Regions from separate parts of the Homo sapiens genome. Here region 1 is linked to region 2. A link is a loop called in an ENCODE intact Hi-C map of the cell type or tissue named here. Cell type or tissue: heart left ventricle. All regions are shown on one strand. Each heading gives the region's core, and the rest is flanking DNA. Links, peaks and the distances in the headings are about the cores only.

What was found. A loop is a pair of places that touch in the nucleus more often than their neighbours do. Peaks named below come from ENCODE experiments on the same cell type or tissue, not always from the same donor. Only the 100,000 strongest peaks of a DNase experiment are listed, where the experiment ranks them.
Region 1: it touches region 2 in a loop (5-fold over the local background); 3 of 110 quality-filtered maps call a loop at or near these places.

What each region holds. Positions count from the first base shown.
Region 1 is chr11:93,565,205-93,570,592 of GRCh38, reverse strand. No RefSeq gene overlaps it. Among named protein-coding and RNA genes, the nearest start is that of SMCO4, 25 kb to the right of the region's middle. In heart left ventricle, for the core only: no CTCF peak of the experiment used is centred there; a DNase peak (open chromatin) is centred at 2,902; H3K27ac peaks cover 627 bases.
Region 2 is chr11:93,614,105-93,619,492 of GRCh38, reverse strand. No RefSeq gene overlaps it. Among named protein-coding and RNA genes, the nearest start is that of CEP295, 45 kb to the left of the region's middle. In heart left ventricle, for the core only: a CTCF peak has its summit at 4,841; no DNase peak of the experiment used is centred there.

The sequences.
Region 1 (5,388 bases), core at 129-5,128, 49 kb after region 2:
TTGTTACTTTGGGATACAACAGAAGCTGGAGGATTTAGTGTTTTATGTTTTTTTGTGTATGTGTTTGTTATTAAAAATCCTTTCTAACTTTAAAAATAAAATATGGGGCTGGGTGTGATTGCTCATGCTTCTAATGCCAGCACTTTGACAGGCTGAGGTGGGAGGATCACTTGAGGCTAGGAGTTCGAGACCAACCTGGGCAATGTAGCAAGACCCTGTCGCTACTAAAAAATAATGTGTTAGTCTACAAGATGCCAGAAAATTCTCACCAAGTTAACTAATCAGGGCATCATATAATGCAAAAACATGTTAATGGAAAAGATTTTCCTGCCAAATGTTCATAAAAAGCAGTCACATGAAATCCAAAGTTTCACATGGGATTCTTTAAATATGATATAGCAAGATATTATGATGTTGTCAGAAATGTTTGCAAAAGCCTCAGAATTAATTTTTCCCTTCTTAGTGCTCTTAAAGTGCCTTAGACACACCTCACTATAGTGCTTATTTGGGCATGATAATAAATTGTTGACAGTCTCTGCTGAGACTGTGAGCCTTTGAGGACAGAGCACGTTTCTTAGCTATCTGTGATAGGTCTAGCTTTTGTTATGGTGTGTGGCACATGGTAGTTGCAAAGAGAAAGGGAGCTAGAATCAGAGCTCTGTGCTCCAATCCTGCCCTCGTATTTTCAAACTGTGGAATTATGGCAAATGCTTAAACTCTGCAAGTTCCATTATTCTGTAAAAGGGAATCTCACTTCCTCACAGGGCTGCTGAGGGAGTGAAATGAGATATGTGTCCTGTATGTAGTAGGTACTAATAAATGTGATTGTCAAGGAATTAAGAACTAGATCCTGAGATTGCATCCAGGTTCTACATTTGCTGGCTGTGTGACCTTGGGCAAGTCACCTAACCTCTCTGAGCCTTGGCTTCTTATCTATATAATAGGAATAATAACATCTATATCACAGAGTTGTGGTGAGAAACAGATTTTAGACTTTTGTATTTAATGCATCCAAACCAAAGTCTAGTACTAACCTTTTATTTTTTCAAGTAAGAATGTTCCAGAAAAGAAACTATCATCTACTGTCACCATAAAAGGAAGAGTATCTAACACCAAAAAGTGAGAAAGATAAATTTCCTTAAACAGAAATATCTTTAAAAAGAAAAATACTTTCTAACATCCTTATTTTAGGCTGGTGAAAACTTTAGTCTTACACCAGCACCATCTGTGTCCAGACTCTTGAATCCATTAATAATGAAGATGAAATGAGATAATATGTATAAATAGCTGAGTGTAGAGCCTGGCACACAGAAAACACTAAATAAATATTAACTGCTACTATTTAATATTATTTTTGTCATGATTGCGTTGTTTAATTTTATGTGTCAACTTGTCTGGGCTAAGGGATGCCCAGATAGCTGGTAAAACATTATTTCTGAGTGTGTCTGATATGGTGTTTCTGGAAGAGAATAGTATTTTAATTAGTAGACTGAGTAAAGAAGATCGACCTTACCAATGCAGGAGGGCATTCTCCAATCTGTTGAGGGCCTGAAGAGAACATAAAAGTGGAGGAAGGACAGATTTGTTTTTTCTGCTTAGGTTGGGACATCCATCTTCTCCTACCCTGGACATTGGCACTTCTGGTTCTTTGGCCTTTGGGCTGGAATTGACACCATTACCCCCTTATCTCAGTCCAAAGGCTGAAGTTCCAATGTACACTAAATTACACCACTGGCTTTCTTGGTTCTCCAGCTTATAGATGTCGGGTTGTGGGACTTCTCAGCCTCCATAATCACATAAGCCAATTCCTATAAATTTCCTATATGTGTCCTATATATAGGATAGCTCTCTATATATCCTGGAGAATCCTAAATAGTACAATCATCGTAAGTTAAAATACTTAAATTTTCTATTAGAAAGTTTGATAAATGAATGAATGAAATGCCTGTTATATTTGTACTCAGTAGAGCTAAAGAATGAAAAGAGGTAACGATATATATAACTGATCAGAAGTTTTGGGAATAACAATGTTACTGGCAAATACTCAAAACCAAATACAAGTGTTCACTGAGAGCTTCCTGTATTTCAGGTGCTCCTCTTAGTATTTTACATGAATAATTTTATTTGTGCTTCATGAAAACTCCATTTATCCCATTTTTACAGATGAGGCAACTGAGGCACAGAGAGGTTATATAACTTACTCTAGGTTACCTATTAGTAAGTGTTGTGGCTGTGATTCCAACCCAGGCAATCAGACTTTATCACTTGGACTTCAATACCATGATATTCTGTCTCCTTATAGTAAAGATAAAATATACAATAAATTCTAATTTAAATGAATATGTTATGTAAATAGAAAGAAGAAACAATGGACAATTGACAGGAAGGGCAACGGGTTGCATCATTGAACTAGATTTGGGGCAACCTTAGAAAGGAGTCCCATAATCATATTCATTTTTATGTAAAAATGTCATGCTCTAGAAATGTGTCAGCATTTGAGTGCAGTTGAAGAATTTGATGTGTCAAGGGTTGAGCACCTTGGCACATCACCTTTACTTTCTGCTGGGCTTCTCTTGTTTGGTTTTCTGAAGTGCAACATACTTTTGTTAGTTTGGAAAGGGTGGGTGAGGGATGGGACTGAGGGGAAGAATGATGGTTTGGCTCTGAGCCTTGTTTTCAGCATTTTGAATTCATGGTATTGCAAAGACAGCAAGGGAAAACTACTGGGTGGGCACCATATTCCAGCTGGAGTAGGGGTGACAGGCCAGACAGGCAGCGTTAGCTTGCTTGACACTACTTGGGTGGAGCCTAGGCTAATGAATCACTCACTCCGTAAAGCAGCCACTGCTTCCTTGCTGTGCACCAGCTCCATGGTGCAGGCCAAAATCCAGCTCTGGCAATGAGCCTGTGCAGAATATAGTAAAACAAGAGGTCACATTTTCCCAGAGCTTCGCTGCCAAAACGTGGCAAGTGCCCAGCTGAAATTGGCAGTAGTGGACACCCAAACCTCCCTCCAGCCAAAAGCAGAGAAGCTGGCTTCTTGGAGATGGTTCAGCCACAGCCATGCCCTGGGTCATTCCCAAGCCAACACTTCACAGCAGGGCCCCAGGAGGACCCGCCAAGGTCCTGGTGTCACAGCAGGGGCTGCCAATGTGAGTTGCTCTTTTGACGACCGGAGACCTCCCAGCTGGGTTGAGGCTAAGCCTCCGAGATTCACAGGATGCCAAATCACACAGGCCTTCCGTCTTCTCATTATTAATCTTGTTTCTTATTAACCCAAACAAATATTCTGGCCTTGGCTCCAGTGTTATTCAGGACAAAAATGATATCCTTTTTGGGATTCAAATTGATAGCATTTTCTTTGTTTCAGGTGCTGTCCCTAAGCTCTTTTTCTGAATTATCTGTCTCTCACAAGCACCCTTTGCAGGAAAAGACATGAAAGTGAAGAGAGATGAAGTAACTCACCGAAGAGCACACAGTGAGCACACACATTGAGAGTCCAGGTTAACTCCAAAGTCTAAGAGCTTTCACCACATATTGGTATCTCTGTCTTGTGACGGTTGTGAAAAGAATTATTATTTAAGTATTCATGTCTCTATTTTCTTCCCAAATGGTTTCTATTAGGTTGGTGCAGAAGTAATGGTTTTGCCATTACTTTCAGTGGCAAAACCCACAATTACTTCAATAGTTTCTTGAGGGAAAGGACCTGGCTCTAAAATAAATTAATGCCAACCTGGCTCTAAAATAAATAAATCAATAAATAGAGTCACCCAGGCGGGAATGCAGTGGTGTGGGACCATTTCCACTGCAGTGTTTCCATAGTATTCATTCATGCATTTGGGAAATATTTATTGAGCACTTATTATGTGCCAGGGATTATGCCAAGCATTTGCCAATAAAAAGGCAAAAAGTCACTGGGCCCGCTCTTTGGGAGCTAATAATCCTATGCAGGGTAATACCCAGGGAAGTCAATGAGTTATTACAAAATAACAAGGTTGACCCCACATAGGGTATGCAATTCTAGCAGTTCTTACCAGCTATTTATAGACTATTCACATATTTTATGTATTTATCTTGTATTTTATTCTAAATGCAATTAACAAGAGTATTCTCATAAAAATAGTTAAATTAATCCAATGGTGGTGTGGCATAATAAGAAATATGTATTTGGTCTTTGCCCAGGGTTTCTGACACACAGCTCCCATATCCCTTGGAACCTCTGGAGTGATAGGAACATCTCTTGTTCTAATGAGATAACTCTTGGTAGGCTCTTGGATGGGGGTAGTCACCAGAAAGACCAAACCTTGATAAGCAGCCTGAAATTTTCAGCCCCAAACCCTAACCTCTGGGAAGGGGGAGAGAGGTTCCCTATATGATGAAACCTCCATAAAAACTCCTAAACTTTGGGATTTGGAGAGCTTCCACGTTGGTGAGCATGTTGAGGTGCTGGGAGGGTCGTGCTTCTAGAGAGAGTATGGAAACTCTACCTGCTACCCTTCCTTTTTTGCTCCTCTGCATCTCCCATTTGGCTGCTTCTGAGTTGTATCCTTTATAATAAACTGATAAATGTAAGTAAGATGCCTTCCTGAGTTCTGTGAGCCATCCTAGCAAATTATCAAACCTTAGGAGGGGTCATGGGAACTCCTGATTTATAGCCAGTCAGTCAGAAGTACAGGTGCCGTGGGACCTGTGACTGGTGTCTGCAGTGCGAGTAGTACTGTGAGACTGAGCCTTTACCTTGTGGGATCTGACACTAACTCTGAGTAGTGTTGGAATTTAGTTGAATCATAGGACGCTCAGTTGCTTCTCAGAAAATTAGTGAATTGGTCGCTGGAAGTGGAAAACACCACAGTGGGCTTCTTGAGAGACCAACATAAATATGTTCATAACTAAACATGGGCATCAGAAAATACAAACATCTTCTGTCAAAATTGTGAAAATTGTGTAGCAGACTTAAAACATATAGATTTCATCTTTATGAACAAAATAAAAGATGGATGTTTAAACATTTTGTGTTATTAAGTTCCTGTCCAGATTATTACAAAGACCTCCCAACTATCTCCCCTTTTCTTCTGTACCCTGCTTTAATCCCCCTGCACAGAGCAGCCAGGTGATCTTTTAAAACAATAAATCAGACCATGTCCCTTACCAGCTAAAAGCCCATTAATAACTCAGAATTGTTGTTAGATTAAAACCCAAATTTCTTATCATGGGCTGCAGTGATCTACATGATCTATCTCCTATCTGTCCAAACTGATATGATGATGACGATGATGATGATGATGATGAAAAATAGACTGCATTTATTGAGCATCCACTAAGCACTTTATATGCTTACTCTCATTTAATCTTTTTTTAAAAAAATACCAACCAGAATTAGCTAGAATT
Region 2 (5,388 bases), core at 320-5,319:
GCAGAAAATAGGTTGAATGCTCACTTGTCTCTACTTACTGTTCCCAGCTACCCAAGCTCATTCCTATTTTCCTTTTCATGGTTAAAAATTCAAAAATCCGAGGTGAATAATGAGGATGCTGTTGAAGAAGGAGAGGAATTCCAAAAGGTCTCACTTCTTAAAAAAGCTTTATGTTTTTCAAGGCTGTGTCATCTACATTATTTCAGTGGCATTGCATGTTAACCTTGTAGACAAAGCAAGTATTTTTATTTCCATATAACTGATGAAGAAACTGAGTTATTGCAGAGCTAAAAATCATTAAAATAATTAGTGAGATGGCTGAAACAAGAAGCCAGTCTGAAGTCCCATTATATAGGCTCTTCATAGTGTAATGAATTGAGTGTGGTGTGTGACTAACATGGTAAGTACAGGTCTCCAAGGGGGCGTTGGGTTGAATTGTGTCCCTACAAATGACATGTTTAAGTCCTAACCCCAGTACCGTGAATGTGACCTTATTTGGAAATAGGGTCTTTGCAGATGTAATCAAGTTAAGATGAGGTCATACTGGGTTAGGGAGGGCCCTAAATCAAATGACTGGTGTCCTTTTAAGGGAAACACACAAACACATACACACACACACACACACACACACACACACACACACAGAGGGAAGAAGGGCATATGAAGACTGACGCAGATTGGAGTAATGTAGCTATAGCCAAGGAACACCAAGAATTGCTGGGATCTGCTAGAAGCCAGGAGAGCAGCTGGGAGATGATTTCTCTTTCAGAGCCTCCAGAAGGAACTAACCCTATGGCCACCTTGATTTAGGACTTCTGGCCTCTTGGACTATGAGGTAATAAATTTACGTTGTTTTAAGGCACTGAATTTGTGGCAATTTGTTACGGTAGCTTTAGGAAGCTAATACAGTCACCCAGGCTTGGGGTGATCTCAGACAAGGTAATGCCTCAGCTGAGAACTGAAGGGCTAGTATAGGGATGGTTTGGGGAATGTGTTCAGCCACAAAATATGGAAAACCCATCCAAAGTAGCTTAGACAAATAGGGTTTGTTTCTTTCCCATAACAAGAAGTCCAGAGATAAGCAGTGCAGGACCCTTGCTTAATGCCATGGAGGACCGGGTCCTTCCTGTATTTCCACGTTACTATCTCTAGGTTGTTGGTGTCTTTTTTTTCTTCTTCTTCTTTGAGACAGGGTCTCACTGTTGCCCAGGCTAGAGCACAGTGGTAAGATCATGGCTCACTGCAGCCCTGAACTTCTGGGCTCAAGCAATCTTCCTGCCTTAGCCTCCCAAGTAGTTGGCACTACAGGCATGCACCACCATACACAGCTAATTTTTAAACTTTTTGTAGAGATGGGGTCTCAGTATGTTGCTCAGGCCGGTCTCAAACTCCTGGGCTAACGTGATCCTCCTGCCTTGGCCCTCCAAAGTTCTGGGATTACAGGCATGAGCCTGGTGCTTGGCTGTTTGTTGGTGTCTTTGTCCTCATGCTTGTTGCCTCATGATCGAAAGTGGCCATGGAGCCACCCAGCCATGCATCTGCATTCCAGGTGGAAAGAAGAAAGAAAATGAAAGAGTCTTTTTCAGAAATCATCAGCAGACTTCTGCTTGCATTCAATGGCAGAACTGGCTTACATTTCATATGGCTGCCCCAGCTGCAAGGAAGGGAACCAGGAATTTGTATTTTTAGCTTTCCAGCCTCTATAATAGAGGAATACAGCAAGAAGTTGATCACTGGTGTTGAGTAAGCCATTTTGCAATAATTGTCATAGGTGCTGTATCAATAAATTTTAGGTCTGGCAGCATATAACAAGAAAACCCAAATAATAATAGTTCAAACACATGGGTCTGGCTGTAGGCAATCTAGGGCTGGTATGCAGGCTCCACAATCATCAAGAAAGCATATTTCTTCTACCTTTCTTTTACTTCATCCTCAGTGTTAGCTTCCATCCTCATCATGGACTCATAATCCAAAATGGCTGCTGAAGTTCCAGTCATCACTGTTTCATCCCAGAAAGTAGAATGGATGAATAGGAAACATAAGATTGCATACAATTGTCACTTGTCCTTTTGAGGAGACTTCCCGTCAGTATCTTCCATTGTATTTCACTGAACAGTATTAAAGAAAAGGTGAGAAATGCTGCTTTTACTTGAATAAAAACAGGCTGTCTCAGTAAGGAAGAAGAAAACAGATATTAGGAAAGCAATAAGGAGCTTCTCCCTCATAGGGCACATACGTTTCATGTCAAGTGGGAATCTGGCCTTATTTGTAGTGATTCATAGAGCTCTGTGTTAGAAAGGATTCTGAGGCAGTGATCCAGGCTCAGTGGGTAGGGTTCAGTGGTTGATTTGGATCTTGATCCTGGTTATGAGTGTGCGGGTAACTTTGTACATACATGTGCCTTGAATTTGCTATTCCTGGATATGGCTATGTTAGCCAATGAATGTGGAGGTTAAAAAAAATAAAAGGAACACATGCTCCTGACAGTCCTTCCTTACTCACCTTGTAGCTCCTGTGCATAAGCACAATGCCGGACACCTTACTGGTCACTGTGGAGCAAGTGGTTGTTGATGGATTTCTCTTCCTTTGGAAAGAGTTGTGGAAGCTCATTTGCTGGTGATGGGGGTGACTGTGGGAAGATGTATTGATTTGCTAGGACTACTGTAACAAAGTCCCACAGAGTGAGTGGATGAATAGAAATGTATTTTCTCATGGTTCTGGAGACTAGAAGTGTAAGATAGATCAAGGTGTCAGCAGAGTTGGTTTCTTTCAAGGGTCATGAGAAAAGAATTTATTCCAGACCTTTCTCCTTAGCTTACAGATGGCCATCTTATCCCTGTGCCTTCACATCATCTTCCTTCTGTCCAGGTCTGTTTCCAAATCTTCTTCTTCTTTTTTATTTTTATTTTTTTTGAGACAGGGTCTTACTCTATCTCAAAAAATGTTGGAGTGCAGTGACACAATCATGGCTTATTGTAGCCTTGACCTCCCCAGGCCTAGGTTATGTTCCCACCTCAGACTCCTTAGTAGCTGGGACTACGGGCATGCACCACCACACCCAGCTGATTTTTGTACTTTTTTTTTGTAGAGACAGGGTCTTGCTATGTTGCCCGGGGTGGCCTCAAACTCTTATGCTCGAGGAATCCACCTGCCTCAGCCTCCCAAAGTGTTGGGATTACAGGTCTGAGCCACTGTGCTTGGTCTCCGAATCTTCTTCTTATAAGAACACCAGTCATATTGGATTAGGATCCACCACAATGACTTCATTTTAATTTACTTACTTCCGCAAAGACTTTATCTCTTTTTTTTAAGATGGAGTCTCGCTTTGTCACCCAGGCTGGAGTGCAGTGGCACTATCTCGGCTCACTATAACCTCTGCCTCCCAGGCTCAAGCAATTCTCCTGCCTCAGCCTCCCAAGTAGCAGGGATTACAGGCTTCCACCACCATGCCTGGCTAATTTTTTGTATTTTTTTAGTAAAGACGGGGTTTCACCATGTTGGCCACACTGGCCTCAAACTCTTGACCTCAAGTGATCCGCCTGCCTCAGCCTCCCAAAGTGCTGGGATTACAGGCATAAGCCACAGCACCCTGCTACAAAGACTTAATCTCTAAACACAATCACATTCTGAGGCACCGGGAGTTAGGGCTTCAACATATGAATTCAGAGGAGGGACAGACAAGAGTTAGCCCATAAGAGAAGATGTTGTTTTCCTTTCTGTCCAAACAAAAATGCTTTCCTCAGATGGAGAGAGAAGCTTGAGCTATTCAGTGACTATCCCCAAAGAAGTTTCCTTTATACTAAAAAAACTGATTTGAAGACTGGAAAAATTCAGTCTCATCTGTTAGGTGATGTTGGGTGGCAGGAAACACTGTCAGCTTCTTAAGTTCATGCAGCATTATGGGTGGTAGCAGAGTTGTGCTGTGGGGACCAGGACTGGGAGTTGTGTCAGGTGAGAAAGGACTGCAGCGGTAAGCCCAGGGGGCAGAGAGCAGGTCCTGGGAAGTGAGCTATCGCCAAGAGGAGTGGCCAGACACCCCAGGCTGAAATAGGGAAAGTTTGGAGGCTGTGAGGCTAGGCTGTGAGTGTTTGAGGGAGTGGGCTCTAGAATCAGACAGATCTGGGTTTGAACTCTGACTCCACTTCCTGCTGCTTACGTTAACTGGTCAAATCACATGATTTCTCTTAGCTTCCATTTTCTCATCTCTAAAATGGGGGCAACCTTCTAGAGTTGTGGGGAGGAAGATAATGTATATAAAGTATTATCATAGTAACCTTTGGTGCATAGTAGCTGTTCACTAAGTGGTGGGAGGTCAGAGACCTGGAGAGAGGAGCAGAGAGAATACCCTAGACCAAAGCCTGGGCAGCCAAGGCTAGGATCCAGTCCAGGGGTGTGGCTAAGGTCCAAACGAGTCACATGGAATTTGAAATTACAAGAAGGTTTTGAGGGTCCATAGCTATCTAAGGTCTTGCTGTCCCAAACCAGAAGTGGTTTAGATTAGGTTCCTTGAGGGCAGGAATAGTGTCTGGGTCTTTTGAGGTGTGTGTTCATGTGTGTGTGTGTGTGTGTGTGTGTGTGTGTGTGTGAATGCCATTAACTCCTAGTGCCTGGTCCTGGTCTGACACTCATTTAGTCAACAAATAGCCCCCTTTACCTACCTTATTTAATTTAATCACCACATGCTATACATCAGGTATTATAATCCCCATTTTTAATATGAGAAAACTAAGGGTTAGAATGGTTTAGTAATCTGCCTAAGGTAATGCAACAAGTTAGGGTCAGAGGCATGATTCAAACTCTGTTCTATCTGACATCAAAGACCACGCACTTTGCACCGCTAACTAGGGATGTCTGCCTCAAGTGGCCATTCTGTGTGTGCACAGAGAATGCAGTAGATACCAGCTGGGGGTGGAAGGGGGGTGACAGAACACTTTCCTTAGTGGCGGAGGCTATCCCCTCACTTTTCTTAGTAACTGTGCTGTCCCTCTGCTATGGTCTGAATGTTCATGTTCCTCCAAAATTCATGTTGAAATCTAATCCCCATTGTGATGACATTAAGCAGTAGGGCCTTTAGGCTTTGCCCTCATGAGTGAGATTAGTGCTCTTATAAAAGAGGCTTGAGGGAACCATTTGCCCCTTTCACCATGTGCAGTCACAGTGAGAAAGTGCCATTTTTTAAGGAGAGTATGAGCCTTCACCAGGCACCAAATCTGCTGGTGCCTTGATCTTGGAATTCCTAGCCTCCAGAGCTGTAAACAATACATTTCTGTTGTTTATAAATTACCTGGTCTAAGGTATTTTGTTCTAGCAGCCCAAATGAACGAATACACCTTCTTATTATTCATTTGTCAATCATTAATAAATTTATTAATAAATTAAAAATTAATT